Linked DNA regions of Homo sapiens: region 1 is linked to region 2. The links are chromatin loops, found by intact Hi-C in ENCODE. Cell type or tissue: Calu3. All regions are shown on one strand. Links, peaks and the distances in the headings refer to the core of each region. The heading gives the core; the rest is flanking DNA. Region 1 has its middle 51 kb from the start of CRAT37. Region 2 overlaps LOC107984778 (a long non-coding RNA gene).

Region 1 (8,662 bases), core at 311-8,310, 59 kb after region 2:
TATGGATGGACTCTGATGTCCTTTTTATTGTTGGAATACAATGGTGTTTGGTTCTCTTTTGCTTCTTGCTAAATGGGCTAGATCCTGCCTGGTGATAAAGAAAAAACACCTAGAGGAGAATCGTCTGATTCAGCTCATGTGCGTTGAATGTAATGGAACTGAACCAAGAAATAATGGGGATGATCTTTGTGAAAAATATAATCCTCTTATAAAACTGGTAAAAATTGACTCTGAATTTATTTGAGAAAGACTGTAAAACTTCCTTCGAGGCAGTGTGTACACATGGCATAAATGAATTTCTTTGTGAGTATTTGGAGGATGTAAAAACTCTAAAGCCATTTATTGAATATCCATCACTTCAGAGTTCTATAGGTATTAAAGATACCCTGGTTAAATGGACCTCAGGGGTCAAAAATCACACCCAATCAATCCTGTCCTCCACTGGTCTTTTAAATCCTTCCTAGCTCCTAAATACACGCCTGGCAACAGCGTACTCACTGGTAGCTTCCTCATCTTTTGTGGCCTGCATACACTGCACACGTTTCTGAAAGAGAATTGTGATAAAGTCAAGCCCCTTCTTCAAAACTCTGATTTCTCCTCATTGTTCCAAGGACAAAGTTCATATTCCATTGCCAGGTCTCTGCAATGGTTGCTATCCTGCCTTACTCGCCCATCACAGCCTCTTGGTTCAAATTATTACCAGTCCACTCTATGAAAAGGGCTGCCATTCCCTAACCTGTCACATGCCCTCTCTGCTGGGAATGCTTTTCACTCTACTTGGTCTTCAAGATCCAACTCTGATTTCTCTACCTTTTAAATCATTGCCTCCATTAAAGTACACACTTTCTCCTCTGTGTCCCCAAAGTGCTTTGTACGTACTTTGATACTTGTTCCATAATTACCTGTTCACTTGATCTACTATGACTTATTCAAGGTCAGGAATCACTCTTACTTTTAATTTTTGTTTTAGTGCCCTGTAGAATAGTGCTTCTCAAAGTTTAATGTGCATACACATCACCTGAAGATGTAAAATCAGATTCCGATTCAGCTGTTGGGGCAGAGTTGGGGGGGCTTTGGCGGGGTGGTGTCAGCATTTCTAACAAGCTCTGAGTGGAATATCAATGCTGTTGAACTCTGGATCACCCTTAGAAAAGCAGGCAGGTGTTTTTTTGGGAATTAATAATGTTTGGAATGAATAAACCAGAAATCAAAAAGAAAAAGCAAGAGTAAAACATCAAACCATGCTTCACTTTATTTTTAATTTTTTTAAAACAAGTGACATCTTCACTGGGTCTCTACATCTCCCTAGTGGTCATTATATTTTTATAGCTTTAACGTTTTCCCACATTTTAATATTATTAAAATTTGTCTTTAATTTTTCCCTTTGAAAAAATGTTAAATTTAGGTTTGTTTCAACCAGGACCAATACTGCACAAATCTGTTATTACAATGGGGCAACATTTATTTCTTGAAATATAATTTTGAAAACATTTTTGTTATATTATAGGACCTGTTTTAATCACAGACAATACAACATATAATTGCAGTACAGTGAGGCAAAATGTGTCTTCTAAAGTTAATTTATGTGTATGTATATATATGCGATATGTTCTTAGTTACATTTTTGAATAAAATGTTGTTTTAAAGAGTTCAGCTGAACTTTAAAGATGGATCCTTGCTTTTTCACAGTCACTTCCTGTTCTGATTAATATTCATTTACAGGCGTACTTCGCAAGGGAATTAGCTCACTACAATTTGGCTTATTTTGTGCCCGAACTTAGCTTTTCCACACTCTTTTCTTCTATGAATATGAAAAGATGAAATTTAAGACTCTATAGCTGGAAAGGGCCCAGGGACACTTTTCACAAATGCTGAATATTTCACTCACTGTCAACTCTCTACCTTGGAAACCAAATCAAAATGCAACAATGAATCAACTACATCAAAAAATTCAGGTCAATTGCCAACCAATTAACGGGAACATCTGGTTATTTTGACATCTGGTCAAAACAGTTGACCGTTACAACCCAATCAGCATCAAAAATCTGATTCCATAATAAAAGCAGCAAGAGATAGGTTCAAGGTAATGCGTAGGTATTACCTTCATTATGTTGGTTAAGAACACTGACAGCTAGGCTTTGTAAATTTCATTGGGAAACCGGTAGTCATAAGAACGCTTCTGGTTCTGATCCTCAATGATCCAATGAATAATGTTATTTTCTCCACTACAAGGTTGCAGTCCTCTATTTAGATGCCATAGTCTGCCTTTGCTGCAATTTTATGGGTACTTTTAATTTCAAACGTGAAATATTTCATCCGTGTGAAGTATTTCATCTTAAGGAGACAAGTGTTAAATATTTGTTTTAGTGCACCTCAGGGAGTGAAGCCAATATGCATTGAAGATTCAATTAGCAATAGTGATGCTGGTGATTAAAGAGCTGGAATCATCTGGCTGATTCATTTGGTTTCTTTTCATCTCATTTCTTAGGGAATAAATGTGGCTTGAAATAGTTTTATTTTGAATTAATGTTTAATGCTATCCAGCCAAGAAAAACTTTTTTTCCAAATATGTTCTCCTTCATATATAGAGAAATTCTTGATGAGCTCTCCACTATGTGCAAACTGCTCAAGTCATTTGAAAGAATTGGTAAGCTGGAATGTAGGAAGATGAACATTAGTTGTTATTACTAGAAAATTACCTTTCACCTTTTCGCTATAGAGTAGAACTCACAAACCAATGCCATGTGGATTAGAACATTGTTAAGAAACCTGTGAATTAGTTGACAGTATTAATGATTTGAGAGGCTCCACATAATCTGGATTTTTGGCTTCCAGTGGCAAAGGTTGAGCTGTGTATGCCTCTCTTTCAGTGGACATCTGTTCTCTGGTTTACACAGTTCCCACCTGATCAGTGGTGCTCATTTATGTGAGCTGTCTGGCATCTAAAGGCAAATCCTGCTCTGAAGTTTCAGGTTGTGCACATCTTCACGACTCCACAACAGCAATGTGGAGGTAGAGGCGGAGAATAGAGTGTGTGCCAATTATGGGACTTACCCACCCAGATTTAGACATAGGTCAGTGGAACTGACCCTAAGAAGAGGCAGCAATATAGGTAAGAATGAAAGCTAAGGCACATCTAACAGCCATCCATGGGTGGGGAGGGCTACAAAAATGATATGGCAGAGCCCGCTGGAGGTGAGGAGATTGCGGAGAAGGGGATTTGCAGTGGAGAGTCATCACTTGAGAGGATTTTTAAGGAGTAGGAAGGCTCCTTCCTGCAAGGAGCTCAAAGCCTCATTCTCAGCGATGGTGGAAGGAATGAAGCAGAAACCCAGTCCCAAGAATCAAGGCTCATCATCACAGCAACCAAAACACAGGGCCGTGAGTCTGTTGAGAAACCGACGTAGCAGCTCAGTGTTAAACAAGATATGCCAGATTGCCAATGCTGAGTTTCAGTGATTGGCAGGCAGAGGCTGTGGGCTCCTTCTTTATTTCAAGAATAGGGCCAGAACTAGAGGTAGACACAACAAAACATGGAGATGTCCTTGAATCTGACTTTGAGGACCTGGGGAAAGATATGCAGAACAATTGCTGAAAGGAGGGTAAAAAATATCTCCATTTCATTCTTCAATGAGTCATTATTTAATATTGAAACCCTTCTGTTAGCATAAACTTTGGTGGCATATTTATTTTTAAAAAGGCTAAAGGAAGAAAGCTCTGAAGACATAGCAGGACTGTGAGATGATACAGAATCATCATCCATCAATGTCTATTCAGCCAGTATTAGCAGAAACCTGTACGGAACAACCACTCTTAACATAGAAAAGGGTATTATAATTTGAAAGCTACAGCTCTTGCCCTAGCACCCAGTTTGACCTCTCCCTATGAGAGAAATGGCCTCTTGAACACCTGAGGGTTAACTAGCCAAGAAAGGGGTTGCTGCTGAGATGGAGGGAGAGATTAGATGGGGAATAATAAACACATAGCTCTGGCTGCTGTACCTCTGGTCACCTCCCAGGATAGGCATCCCTAATTGATTACAGTACTCTTTCCTGCTGAGCTGGGATGAGGCCTCAGAATTGTTCCCAATACCATGTATCAGGAGCCAATCAATTAGGGCTGACATAGCAATGAAATGCATCTGCCCTCCTTTGATTCGGTTTTTACTGCCAAATGGGCTGTGGATGAGGCCGCTGAGTGGGGGCAGAACATTCATGTCCAGGTTGGAAGCAGGCAGATTGTCAGCCAGGGAAGCTTATAACAGGATATATTTTTAAGGTATTTATTTGTATTGATTCTTCCTTCCCTCCCCACTTCGTCTAAGTAGAGAGCAAGGCCCTTATAATTCCCTGCCTGTAGGATTTTGTTGGGCAAAAAGCATAAGATAGAGTAGTACCTCCTTTCTCTTACAAGAAATTAAACTGAATAAAAAGATTCCTTGCTATGTGCTCCAAAAGAAAGAAGGGAGAAGGGAATCATTTAGGATCATTGGAGTCATTGTTTTGCAGGCATGTGGGTGGAAGGAGAAAGGAGAATATAGATAAACGACCTCTAGCAGTCAGGGTCCCAGCAGGAAGACGATGCCCTCAAATTAGAATAGGAGAGGCTACAAGGAAGACGGAAGTACACTGTGTCTAGTAACAGCGGAGCTGTTATCACCAATTGGCCCAAAGGGATGAGGGGAGGGTTTGGTCCATGGAGTATAAAGGAGAGGGTGGTGTAGAGAGGCGGATCTAGAAAGAAGCAGCTATGCAGGGAGGGAGTCTACCTCGTTCTCTTCTATCCTTCTCTCTCCTGCTGGGGCTCCCTGTGGCCAAAACAAATCAGGAACCAAAGGCCAATGAAGTTTCTGTAAGATGGAAGTAGTAGCTCATCCAGGTCAGCAGGGAGCAGAGTGGCAAGGCGTGGGGGCATGGATGGAAGGCAAATGGAATATGTCTGTCACTACTCACACCATTTCCTTCAACATCTACTCTTGCCTTAACCTGGCTGAAAAGATTTTGTATTCATCACAGGGGACAAGTGAAGTCCTGCCAGCTACGATAGCATCAAGGGATGCTATAAACTCAGTTTTACTTTCACCTGAAACTTTAAACATTAGCCACTATCAGGTTCTACTACAGGATAGTGAAGGAAAATGGGGAAATGAAATAAGTAATAAACATAGCTGCCATAGTCCCCAGTTTGGTTGTTGATTTTATGGTCTAACTTGAGGATCATGTATTTGTCATCTTCTACTGTCTGCTCCATTTCCCCTTTCTCTTGCCAGCGCCTCAGCTGGATGGGCCCCAGTGAATACTCTGAGTCATAGATACAGATTTCCTGACCTCCGATGAGTAGCAGCAGCTCAAGTTTTCCCCGTTAATAAGTCCACTGTGTACACTGTGCTCTTCCCTGATGGTTCAGTACCATGAAATCTCCAATTTGGCATTTTTTTTTTTTAGTGAATTACAACTATCACCATGTTGCCTGGTGGAAGCATTCCCTTCTTTGGTACTAGGATTTCCAAACCCACTGAGCTCAAGCTTGCAGGAACAGGAAGCAAAAATTCTTCAAGTTAGTTATGAGATCTCACTCCTACCTCTGTCCTTTGATTCGCAAACATGTGCATTTTTGCTGTAGGGGGAGACAGTGCCATATATTGGCCATTGGTTTAAGGCATATACCATATTCTGCAGGACAGCGTTCCAACCTTGAAAGCTGGTGTCTCCAGGCTAGCACTATAACAGAACCTTCAGCAGGGCATTCCACTATTCTGTTGAGCAAGCTGCTTCTGCGTGTGAGTGCACATAAGACAGAGCATCCTGTAGGCATGAGCCTATGCCTGCATTTATTTTGTTATAAAATATGTTTTCTGGGCCAAGGTGCGGTGGCTCACGCCTGTAATCCCAGCGCTTTGGGAGGCCAAGGCAAGTGGATCACCTGAGGCCAGGAGTTTGAGATCAGCCTGGCCAACCTGGTGAAACCCCATCTCTACTAAAAATACAAAAATTACCTGGGCATGGTGGTGGGCGCCTATAATCCCAGCTACTCGGGAGGTTGAGGCAGGAGAATCACTTGAACCTGGGAGGCAGACGTTGCAGTGAGCCAAGATCACGCCACTGCACTCCAGCCTGGGCGACAGAGCGAGACTCGTCTCAAAAAAAAAAAAAAAAAAAAGAAAAACATGTTTTCTGGATGGAAATGATGTGGAGTGGCAATCCATGGCAATGGGTAAGGCATTATATTAACCCACAAATGGTGGTATTGATACAAGGATTTTATGGAGTATCTAGTGAAACATAACAAAAGATAGCATATGTGACCTCCAAAAGCCAACACATTGGTTCTTTTTTGTAATCATGGGTGGAGCAAGTTTCAGCACCTTTTCTCACTTTAAGAGGAAAATGTCAACTTTCTATAGATCAATAGACTGTTGTCTATAGAGTCAATATAGAAATAGACTTTTATCATTATGGCAGGCCCCTAAACTTTCTAAAAGTCTGTTTCCTATCTTCTGGCTTCACATGTTTTGCTGAGGCATCTAGAGTGCTTTATACTTTTTGGTCACCAGATCCAATTAGCATCATTTGATCTATATAACAATCATCATATTCTGTGAGCTATTGGGGTGAAAAAGCTTCCTCTGGATCCTCTTGGGAGAGAGAATGAGAGAACTTACCCAGCCATGAGACAATATAGTAAAGTTTTACACAGCCATGAATACCGTAAAGGTAAATTGTCCCTGCCATATAAATACAAACTCCTTTTGTTTGGAGTGGAGAATAAAGCACTTGTCAAGTCATTAACTGCACACCAGGTAGCAGGAGAAGTGTGGATTTCCTTCAGTAAAGACACCGCATCTGAAACTGTTGCTATGATCAGCCTTAGCACCTGAATTAGCTTGTAATAATCTGCTGTCATTTGCTAAAGCCCATCTGGCTTTTATACCAGTAATGTAGACAAATCAAAACATTCATGGTAAGAATCCTAACCCTGTGCATCCCTCAAGTCTTTGATAGCTGTGCTAATCTAGTCTCTGCCTCTCCCCAGGGATGAATTTCTGCTTTTGGTTTCCTATTTTAGCAAGAGGGGTAGACCTAGTTTCGTCCTTCCTACCAGAACGGCCCCCACTCCTCATGTCAGAAAACCAATGTGGATGTTGCATCCATTGCTAAGTACATCTATTTTCATTATTTGTTCTGGGTCTTCAGTCCCATTAGGATTGTGCTAAAACCCCGTCTATCACCTGATGTCTATCAACCCCTATCTGACTGGTGGACACCATATCATTGATGTCTCTGAACATGAGCAGCAGTTCAGAATCCATTTCTAACAGCCCCTAGAAGGTCTTTGTAGTTCCTTTTCTTGGTGCATAGCAACTGTGTAAAAGGCCCTTGGTTTCCTCTGGGAAGGAACTGTTAACAGGCTGTGAATATCTACCAAAGTGACTCATGTTAGGTTTCTTCCTACCAGACCTCAAAATTTCTCTCTCTGTCTCTGTCAATCTCTCTGTCTCTCTCTCTCTCTCTCTCTCACACACACACATACACACACACACTCTCTCTCTGTCTATATATATATATAATGTAATGTGTGTATATATATGTGTGTATATATATGTATATATATATATGTATATGTGTATGTATATATGCATCTCTTTTATTTCTTGTGATTTCACAATCAATACACTCTTACTGCCTATCCATGAGAATCCAAACACTCGATTTCCAGACAGTGTCACTGGTGAGTCTGATGAAATAATTATGAAATACATAGTGCCAATCATACGTAAGTCCTTCGAGAGGATTGAGAAAGAGTATAGACTCTCCTCCAATTCATTTTATGAAGCTAGAATAACCTTGATACTAAACCAAAAAGATCAATATGAGAAAGAAGCATTACAGGCTATTATTATAGGGATATTTGCAAAATTCCTAAGCAAAATATTAGCAAACCAAATCCAGCAGTGTATAAATGGGTTAATGTTCTATGACTAAACTTAGTTTATCCTAAGAATTTAAGTGTAACATAATTAAAAATATAGTTACAGATATAGACAGAGAGATAGATAGTCTCTGCCCTCTGTTCTTGGCACAGAACTCCTAAAACCCTTGTAATTTCCTGATCAATAGGGGTGCTAGGTTCATCTTTTGTTCTAATATTTGGTCTTTGACCCTGGTTCCTGACATGGAGCTCTTAATTCCTTGGAATTTCCTGCATAATAGGAGAACTTTTGTTCTAATGAGGGGACCCTTCGTGGGATCCTGGCTGGGGCTACTCATAATTAGAAACTTGGAATGTTCATCCCCACTCCTCAACCTCTGGGAAGGGGAGAAGGGCTGGAGATTGAGTTAATTGTGCATGCCTACATAATGAAGCCTCTGTAAAAATCCCTAAACTATAACTTTCAATGAGCTTCTGGGTTGGTGAGGTCATCCATGCACCCAGAGGAAGGTGCACCCCAGCTCCACAGGACGGAAGCTCCTGCGCTCAGGAGTTATCCAGACCTTCCCCCGCGTATCACTTCATCTGGCCGTTCATTGCTATCCTTTGAAATATCATTTGTAATATACTGGCAATAGTAAGTAAATGGTTTTCCTGGGTTCTGTGGACTGCTCTGGCAAATTAGTAAAGCAGAGAAAGGGGTTATGGGAACCTCTGATTTGTAGCGAATTAG
Region 2 (8,662 bases), core at 388-8,387:
TGTGCAAATATCTTTTTCATATTACTTTTTTTCCTCTGGGTAGATACCCAGCAGTGGGGTTGCTGAATCAAATGGTAATTCCACTTTTAGTTCTTTAAGGACTCTCCAGTGTTTTCCATAGTGGTTGTACTAGTTTACATTCCTACACTTCTATACTAGAAGTGTACCCTGTTCACCTTCACCGCATCACCCCAACATCCATTTATTTTTATTTTTTTTGACTATGGCCGTTCTTGCAGGAGTAAGATGGTGTCACATTGTGGTTTTGATTTGCATTTCCCTGGTCATTAGTGATGCTGAGCATTTTTTCGTATGTATGTTGGCCATTTGTATATTTTCTTTTGAGAATTGTCTATTCATGTCCTTACTCCACTTTTTGATGGGATTTTTTTTCTTGCTAATTTGTTTGAGCTTGTTGTAGATTCTGAATATTAATCCTTTGTCAGATGTATAGATTGTGAAGATTTTCTCCAAGTCTGTGGGTTGTCTGTTTACTCTGCTGACTGTTCCTTTGCTAGGCAAAAGCTCTTTAGTTTAATTAAGTCCCAGCTATTTATCTTTGTTTTTATTTGTTTTTGGGTTCTCCGTCATGAAATCCTTGCCTAAGCCAATGTCTAGAAGGGTTTTTCTGATGTTATCATCTAGAATTTTTATAGTTTCACATCTTGGATTTAAGTCTTTGATCCATCTTGAGTTGATTCTTGTATAAGATGAGAGATGAGGATCCAGTTTCTTTCTCCTATATGTGGCTAGCCAATTATCCCAGCACCATTTGTTGAATAGAGTGTCCTTTCCCCACTTTATGTTTCTGTTTGCTTTGTCACAGATCAGTTGGCTGTAAGTATTTGGGTTTATTTCTGGGTTCTCTATTCTGTCCCATTGGTCTATGTGCCTGTTTTTGTACCAGTACCATGCTGTTTTGGTGACTATGGCCTTACAGTATAGTTTGAAATCAGGTAACGTGATGCCTTCAGATTTGTTCTCTTTGCTTAGTCTTGCTTTGGTTATGTGGACTCTTTTTTGGTTCCATATGAATTTTAGGATTTTTTTTTATTGTTCTGTGAAGAACTGGAAAAGGTGGTATTGTGATGGGAATTCCATTAAATTTGTAGATTGCTTTTGTCAGTATGGTCATTTTCACAATATTGATTCTACCTATCCATGAACAAGGGACATGTTTCCATTTGTTTGTGCTGTCTCTGATTTCTTTCAGCAGGGTTTTGTAGTTTTCTTTGTAGAGGTCTTTCACCTCCTTGGTTAGGTGTATTCCCAAGTTTTTGTTGTTGTTGTTTTGTTTTTTTTTGCCGCTATTGTAAAAGGGGTTGAGTTCTTGGTTTGATTCTCAGCTTGGTCGCTATTGGTGTACAGGACAGCTGCTGATTTGTGTACATTAATTTTGTATCCAGAAACTTTGCTGGAGTTCTAGGAGCTTTTTGGAGGAGTCTTTAGGGTTTTCTAGGTATACAATCATACCATCAGCAGAGACAGTTTGACTTCCTCTTTACTGATTTGGATGCACTTTATTTCTTTCTCTTGTCTGATTGCTCTTTTTAGAACTTCAAGTACTTATGTTGAAGAGAAGTAGTGAGATTGGGCATCCTTGTCTTGTTCCAGTTCTCAGAGTGAATGCTTTGAACTTTTCCCCATTTAGTATTATGTTGGCTGTGGGTTTGTCATAGATGGCTTTTATTACATTGAGTTATGCCTCTTGTATGCCGATTTTGCTGAGAGTTTAAATCATAAAGGGATGCTGGATTTTGTTTAATTTGCTGTGTCTATTGAGATGATCATGTGATTTTTGTTTTTAATTCTGTTTATGTGGTGTATCACATTTATTGATTTGTATATGTTAAATCATTCCTGCATCTCTGGTATAAAACCCACTTGGTCATGGTGGATTATCTTTTTGATATGTTGTTGGATTAGGTTAGCTAGTATTTTGTTAAGGATTTTTGCATCTATGTTCAACAGGGATATTGGTCTGTAGTTTTCTTTTTTGTTTATGCCTTTCCTGGTTTTTGTATTAGGGTGATAGCGGCTTCATAGAATGATTTAGGGAGGATTCCCTCTTTGTCTTGTGGAATAGTGTCAATAGGATTGGTACCAATTCTTCTTCGAATGTCTGGTAGAATTCAGCTTTGAAACCATCTGGTCCTGGATTTTTCTTGTTGTTGTTGTTGTTAATTTTTAAATTACCATTTCAATCTCACTGCTTATTATTGGTCTGTTCAGGGTATCTAATTCTTTCTGATTTAAGCTAGGAGGTTAGTATCTTTCCAGGAATTTATCCGTCTCATCTAGGTTTTCTAGTTTTTGTACATAAAGGTGTTTATAGTACACTTGAATGATCTTTTGTATTTCTGTGGTCAGTTGCAGTATCTCCTGTTTTGTCTCTAGTTGAGCTTATTTGGATTTTCTCTCTTCTTTTCTTGGTTAATCTTGCTAATGGTCTATCAATTTTATTTATCTTTTCAAAAAACCAGCTTTTTGTTTCACTTTCGTATTTTTTTTTGTTTGTTTCCATTTCATTTAGTTCTGCTCTGATCTTATTTCCTTTCTTCTGCTGGGCTTGGGTTTGGTTTGTTCTTTTTTCTCTAGCTCCTCGAGGTGTGACCTTAGATTGTCTGTTTGTGCTCTTTCAGACTTTTTGATGTATGCATTTAGGGCTATGAACTTTCCTCTTACACCTTTGCTATATCCCAGATGTTTTGATACGTTATGTCACTATTGTAATTTAGTTTGAAGAGATTTTTAATTTCCATCTTGATTTCATTGTTGACCCAATGATCGATCATTCAGGAGCAGATTATTTAATTTCCATGTATTTGCATGGTTTTGAAAGTTCCTTTTAGAGTTGATTTCCGGTTTTATTCCACTGTGGTCTGAGAGAGTGCTTGATATAATTTCAATTTTATTAAATTTATTGAGGCTTTTTTATAGCCTATCATATGGTCTATCTTGGAGAAAGTCCCATGAGCTGATGAGTAGAATGTATATTCTGAGGTTTGTGGGTAGAATGTTCTGTAAATATGTTAAGTTCATTTATTCCAGGGTATAGTTTAAATCCATTTTTTTTGTTGACTTTCTGTCTTGATGACCTGTCTAGTGCTGTCAGTGGAGTATTGAAGTCCCCCACTATTATTTTGTTGCTGTCTATTTCATTCCTTAGGTCTAGTAGTAAATTTGGGAGCTTCAGTGTTAGATGCATATATATTTAGGATTGTGATATTTTCCTGTTGGACAAGGCCTTGTATCATTACATAATGATGTCCTTCTTTGTCTTTTTTAACTGCTGTTGCTTTAAAGTTTGCTTTGCCTGATATAAGAATAGCTACCCCTGCTTGCTTTTGGTGTGCATTTGTATGGAATATCTTTTTCCACCCCTTTAAGTTTATGTGAGTCCTTAAGTGTTAGGTGAGTCTCTTGAAGGCAGCAGATGGTTGGTGAATTCTTATTCATTCTGCAATTCTGTTATCTTTTAAGTGGTGCATTTAGGCCATTTATATTCAATGTTAGTATTGAGATGTGAGGCACTATTCCATTCATCATGCTATTTGTTGCCTGTATACTTTTTTTTTAATCTTTAATTGTATTTTTGTTTTATAGGTCCTGTGTGATTTATGCTTTAAAGAGGTACTGTTTTGATGTGTTTCCAGGATTTGTTTCAAGATTTAGAGCTCCTTTTAGCATTCTTGTAGTGCTGGCTTGGTGTAGTGGCAAATTCTCTCCGCATTTGTTTCTCTGAAAAAGACTGTATCTTTCCTGCATTTATGAAGCTTAGTTTTGCTGGATACAAAATTCTTGGCTGATAATTGTTTTGTTTAAGGAAGCTGAAGATAGGGCTCCAGTACCTTCTAGCTTGTAGGGTTTCTGCTGATAAATCTGCTGTTAATCTGATAGATTCTCCTTCATATGTTACCTGGTGCTTTTCCTCACAGCTCTTAAGATTCTTTCCTTCATCTTAACTTTAGATAACCTGATGACAATGTGCCTAGGTTATGATCTTTTTGTGGTGAATTTCCCAGGTGTTCTTTGAGTTTCTTGTATTTGGATGTCTAGGTCTCTAGCAAGGCCAGGGAAGTTTTCCTTGATTATTCCAACAAATATGTTTTCCAGACTTTTAGATTTCTCTACTTCCTCAGGATTGCCGATTATTTTTAGGTTTGGTTGTTTGAAAGAATCTTAGACTTCTTGGAGCCTTTGTTCATATTTTCTTATTCTTTTTTCTTTGTCTTGTTGGATTGGGTTAATTAAAATCCTTGTCTTCAAGCTCTGAAGTTCTTTCTTCTGCTCATTTGATTGCATTGCTGAGACTTTCCAGAGCATTCTGCATTTCTATAAGTGCATCCATTGTTTCCTGAAGTTTTGATTGTTTTTTATTTATGCTATTTCACTGAAGATCTCTCCCCTCATTTCTTGTATCATTTTAAAAAATTTCCTTAAATTGGGCTTTGCCTTTCTCTGGTGGCTCCCTGATTAGCCTAATAACTGACTCTCTGAATTCTTTTTTCAGGTAAATCAGGGATTTCTTCTTGGTTTGGATCCATTGCTGGTGACCTGGAGTGATTTTTTTTGGGGGTGTTAAAGAGCCTTGTTTTGTCATATAACCACGGTTGGTTTTCTGGTTTCTTCTCATTTGGGTAGACTGTGTCAGAGGGAAGGTCTAGGGCTCAAGGCTGTTGTTCAGATTCTTTTGTCCCATGGGATGTTCCCTTGATGTAGTACTTTCTCTTTTCCTAGGGATTTGCCTTCCTGAGAGCAAAGCTGTAGTGATTGTAATCTGTCTTCTGGATCTAGCCACCCATCAGGTCAACCAGGCTCTGGGCTGGTACTGGGGTTGTCTATACAGAGTCCTGTGATGTGAACCATCTGTGGGTCTCTCAGCTGTGGATACCAGCATCTGCTCTGGTGGAGTTGGCAGGGGGGTGAAATGGACTCTGTGAGGGTCCTTAATTTCGGTTGTTAATGCACTATTTTTGTGCTGGTTGGCCTCCTGCAGGGAGGTGGCACTTTCAAGAAAGCATCAGCTGTGGTAGTATAGGGAGGATCAGGTGGTGGGCAGGGCCCTAGAACTCCCCAGAGTATAAGTCCTTTGTCTTCAGCTCCAGCGTGGGTAGAAAGGACCATCAGGTGGGGGCAAGGCTAGGTGTGTCTGAGCCCAGACTCTCCTTATGGGAGGGTGTTGCTGTGGCTGCTGTGGGGGATGGGAGTGTGGTTCCCAGGTCAATAGAGTTATGTTCCTAGGAGGATTATAGCTGCCTCTGCTGTGTCATGTAGGTTGTCAGGGAGGTCGGGGAAAGCCAGCAGTCACAGGCCTCACCCAGCTCCCATGCAAGCCAAAAGGATGATCTCACTTTCACTGTACCCACCCCCCAACAGCACCGAGTCTGTTTCCAGGCAGTGGGTGAGCAGGGCTGAGAACTAGCTCCAGGCTACTCACCTCCCAGCTATGAAAGTAAGTAGGGCTTTCATGCTTCCCCACCTGTGGAGTCTGCACACAGGATTCATGCCCTCCCTTGAGTTCTGGCCAGGAGATTTCTCATGCGGTTGGAATTATTACAAAGTTCAGCTGGAGGTTTCCTTCTCCTTGTGGCCTTTTCCCAGTCCTTTTCTGGCAGTCCTCCCCAAGGCCCCCTGTGAGGCAAGGCGGAAATGGCTACCCAGGGGACGCAGAGAGCCCACGGGGCTTTTCCCGCTGCTTCCTCTACTCCTGTATTTCGCTTGGCTCTCTAAATTGACTCAGCTCCAGGTTAGATCAGAATCTTCTTCCGTGTTGTAGACCTTCAGGTTCCTTAGTGAGCATGTGTGTTCAGAGGCAGAAGATCCCCCTTTCTCACTTCCAGAGTTTGGGCAGTCACGGTATTTGGGGTGTCTCCTGGGTCCTGCAGGAGCAATTTGCTTCCTTCAGAGGGTCCGTGGGTTCTCTTGGCTTTCCTGAATTATTTCTGCAGTAGTTCTGGAGCAAAAGTTTACAATGCGAGACTACACACACTGCTCTGTCCATCTGAGTGGGAGCTGCAATCTAGTCCTGCCTCTCGTCTGCCATGACCTTCTCAAAAAAACCGATTAATACATTTCATTTGCCTCTGCTCCAAGCCCTTGGTAACCACCATTCTAGTCTTTGATTTTAAGAATTTGACCATTTTAGATGACTCATGGAGGTGGAATCATGTAGTACTTGTCTTTTTGTGTGTAACTTATTTCACTTAGCATAATGTCCTCAATGTTCATCCATGTTGTTGCATATTGCAGAATTTTTCACTTTTTAAAAGCTGAATAGTATTTCATTGTATGTATATACCACAATTTCTTTATCCATTCATCTGTCAGTGAACATATGGGTCCTTTCCTTATCTTGGCTATTGTGAATTTCTTACTCACTGCGATAAACACGGATGTGATAATATCTCTTTTTTAGATCCTGATTTCAATTATTTCAGATATATACCCAAAAATGAGATGGCTGAATCATGTGGTAGTTTTATTTTTATCTCTTTGAGGAACCTCCACACTGTTTTCCATAGCGGCTGTATCATTTTGCAGTCCCACCAACAGCATACACTGGTTTCAGTTTCTCCATATCCTTGCCCACACTTGTTTTTTGTTTAATTTAATTTTTAATTGACAAATTTATATATATTTTTGGTGTACAACATGATGTTTTGATATATGTACACATTGTGGAATGGCTAAATTGAGCTAATTAACATATGCCCTACCTCATATGTTTACCTTTTTTTTTTTTTTTTGTGGTGAGAATGCTTACATTCTACTCTTAGCAATTTTCCGGTGTATAATAACTATAGTCACCATGATAGGCAATAGATCTCTACGACTTATTCCTCCCATCTAACTGAAATTTTGTGTTCTTTGACTAACATCTCTCCAATCCTCTAACCCCCAGTCTCTTTTTCTACTCTCTTTTTCTATTTGTTCAACTTTTTAAGATTCTACATGTAGGTGAGATTGTGTGGTATTTGTATTTCTGTTCCTGACTTGTTTTACTGAACATAATGTCCTCCACATTCATCTGTGTTGTCTCAAGTGACAGAATGCTTTTTTTTTTTTTTTTTTGGTAATAGCCGTCCCGACAATTGTGAGGTATGATATCTTTATAATCAACAATAATGTATTGTATGCCTACAATTTTTTAAGAGGATAGGTCTCACGTTAAGTGCCCTTACGGCAATAAAAAAATATTTCAAAGAAAAGTGACATGTAAATCAGCCCTTGCATGAGATTCTGAGCATCTTTAGGTGGTTTTCTCTGTGTTCTTTGCAGTGCTGAGCAGAATGCCTTTCACATACAAAGGCTCAGGAGGCATTGCCTTCCACCCGTTCCTTTAGAAGTCCTCCATGTGAATTTCTCATGCCTCTTGGAGGCTGCAGTTAAGCAAAGTCTCCATCTAAAGAAACATTCAGGGAGAAAAAGTGGGTATATTGGAAAGAGCAAGGGTTGAAGTCACACGGATCTGGACCGAAATCCTGACTTCGTCATATACCAGCTAGGTGACCTTGGCAGATAATAACCTCTCGGAGCCTCACCATTTTTAGAATAAAATTCAGGAAAATTGAGGGTTGTTGTAAGGATTAAAGGAGGGTAACATATGTAAAGCCTCTCATATTAAATCAATGTTTGTGTCCTGTCTGCTTCCTTCTTTTTGGTCTGGGTATGATAAACTGATTTATGTCTTCCTGAGTGCCACTTCCCGTGCTTCCAGATTGGACACAGTATCATTCAGTGTTCTGTGGATATCATTCAGATTGTGCATGCCTTTGCACGAGGTTGGCAGGGAGCTGATAACTTATTCCAAGGACAGACGAAAAGTGACCAAGGAATATATGGTGGTATCTTCTATGCCATTAATTCCTGCCCTTGTGATTTCAGCAGGTCAGGTGGTGGCTTTATACTTGTGAAAATCCCACCACTATAATCTACCTTCTCATTTGTCATCAAATTTAATCCTTGCATCCAGTACCTAAATGCCCATGAAATATGTAAGCCAAAACAGCCCAGACAGCTGCAGCCAGGGAGGATATTAGTGCAGTATGAAAAATAAGCAAAGCATGAGTGATGGCAGGTAATACGCTACCTACAAATTGCCCTCTTCTTCTCATGTTCCAGTTTGGTAGGAAAAAAAGTACTTAGCCTATGCAATAAATGTCATTGGTTAATTGAAGAGTCTCCATTCACTGAGGTATAATCATGATTTTTTTTTCCCCCTATGAAATCTTCCAAACTATACTTTTGAAATCCCTCTTTCCCCAATGAGTTTCAGAAATGCTTAACACCACCTTAGCCCACATTGCATAACCTTTCACTCACTTGCAGTTTTTAGTCTTCTTTAGCTTCTTAAGGCATTTGTAAAATATCCCTCTTATGTGCTCTCCAAGTCCCCTTTTTTCCCTGCCCCAAGCTTGGGCAGAGGCTGGGGCTGTCTCCGGGACAGCATAAAGAAGGACGTCTGGTTAGTTTGCAGCCAGCCCTCAGCTTCCAGCTTCCCCAGCCCATGTGAACTAGGGATGGGATGGGGCAGAGAGAAGGCACAACTGTGGAGCCTTGTCCTTTTCTCATGGTTCCTACTGCTTCCCTAAGTAGGCTGACCTTTGATTTCTTTTCTGAAGCAGGCCTTTGTGTATTATCCTGATTTTACATCTAGTAC

Evidence for each region. A loop is a pair of places that touch in the nucleus more often than their neighbours do. Peaks named below come from ENCODE experiments on the same cell type or tissue, not always from the same donor. Only the 100,000 strongest peaks of a DNase experiment are listed, where the experiment ranks them.
Region 1: it touches region 2 in a loop (3-fold over the local background); 3 of 110 quality-filtered maps call a loop at or near these places.

The regions. Positions count from the first base shown.
Region 1 is chr15:91,510,285-91,518,946 of GRCh38, forward strand. No RefSeq gene overlaps it. Among named protein-coding and RNA genes, the nearest start is that of CRAT37, 51 kb to the left of the region's middle. RefSeq lists a silencer at 6,635-6,929. In Calu3, for the core only: no CTCF peak of the experiment used is centred there; a DNase peak (open chromatin) is centred at 5,287.
Region 2 is chr15:91,451,004-91,459,665 of GRCh38, forward strand. All of the region lies in intron 2 of LOC107984778 (a long non-coding RNA gene), which reads right to left. Among named protein-coding and RNA genes, the nearest start is that of CRAT37, 8.0 kb to the right of the region's middle. In Calu3, for the core only: no CTCF peak of the experiment used is centred there; a DNase peak (open chromatin) is centred at 5,318.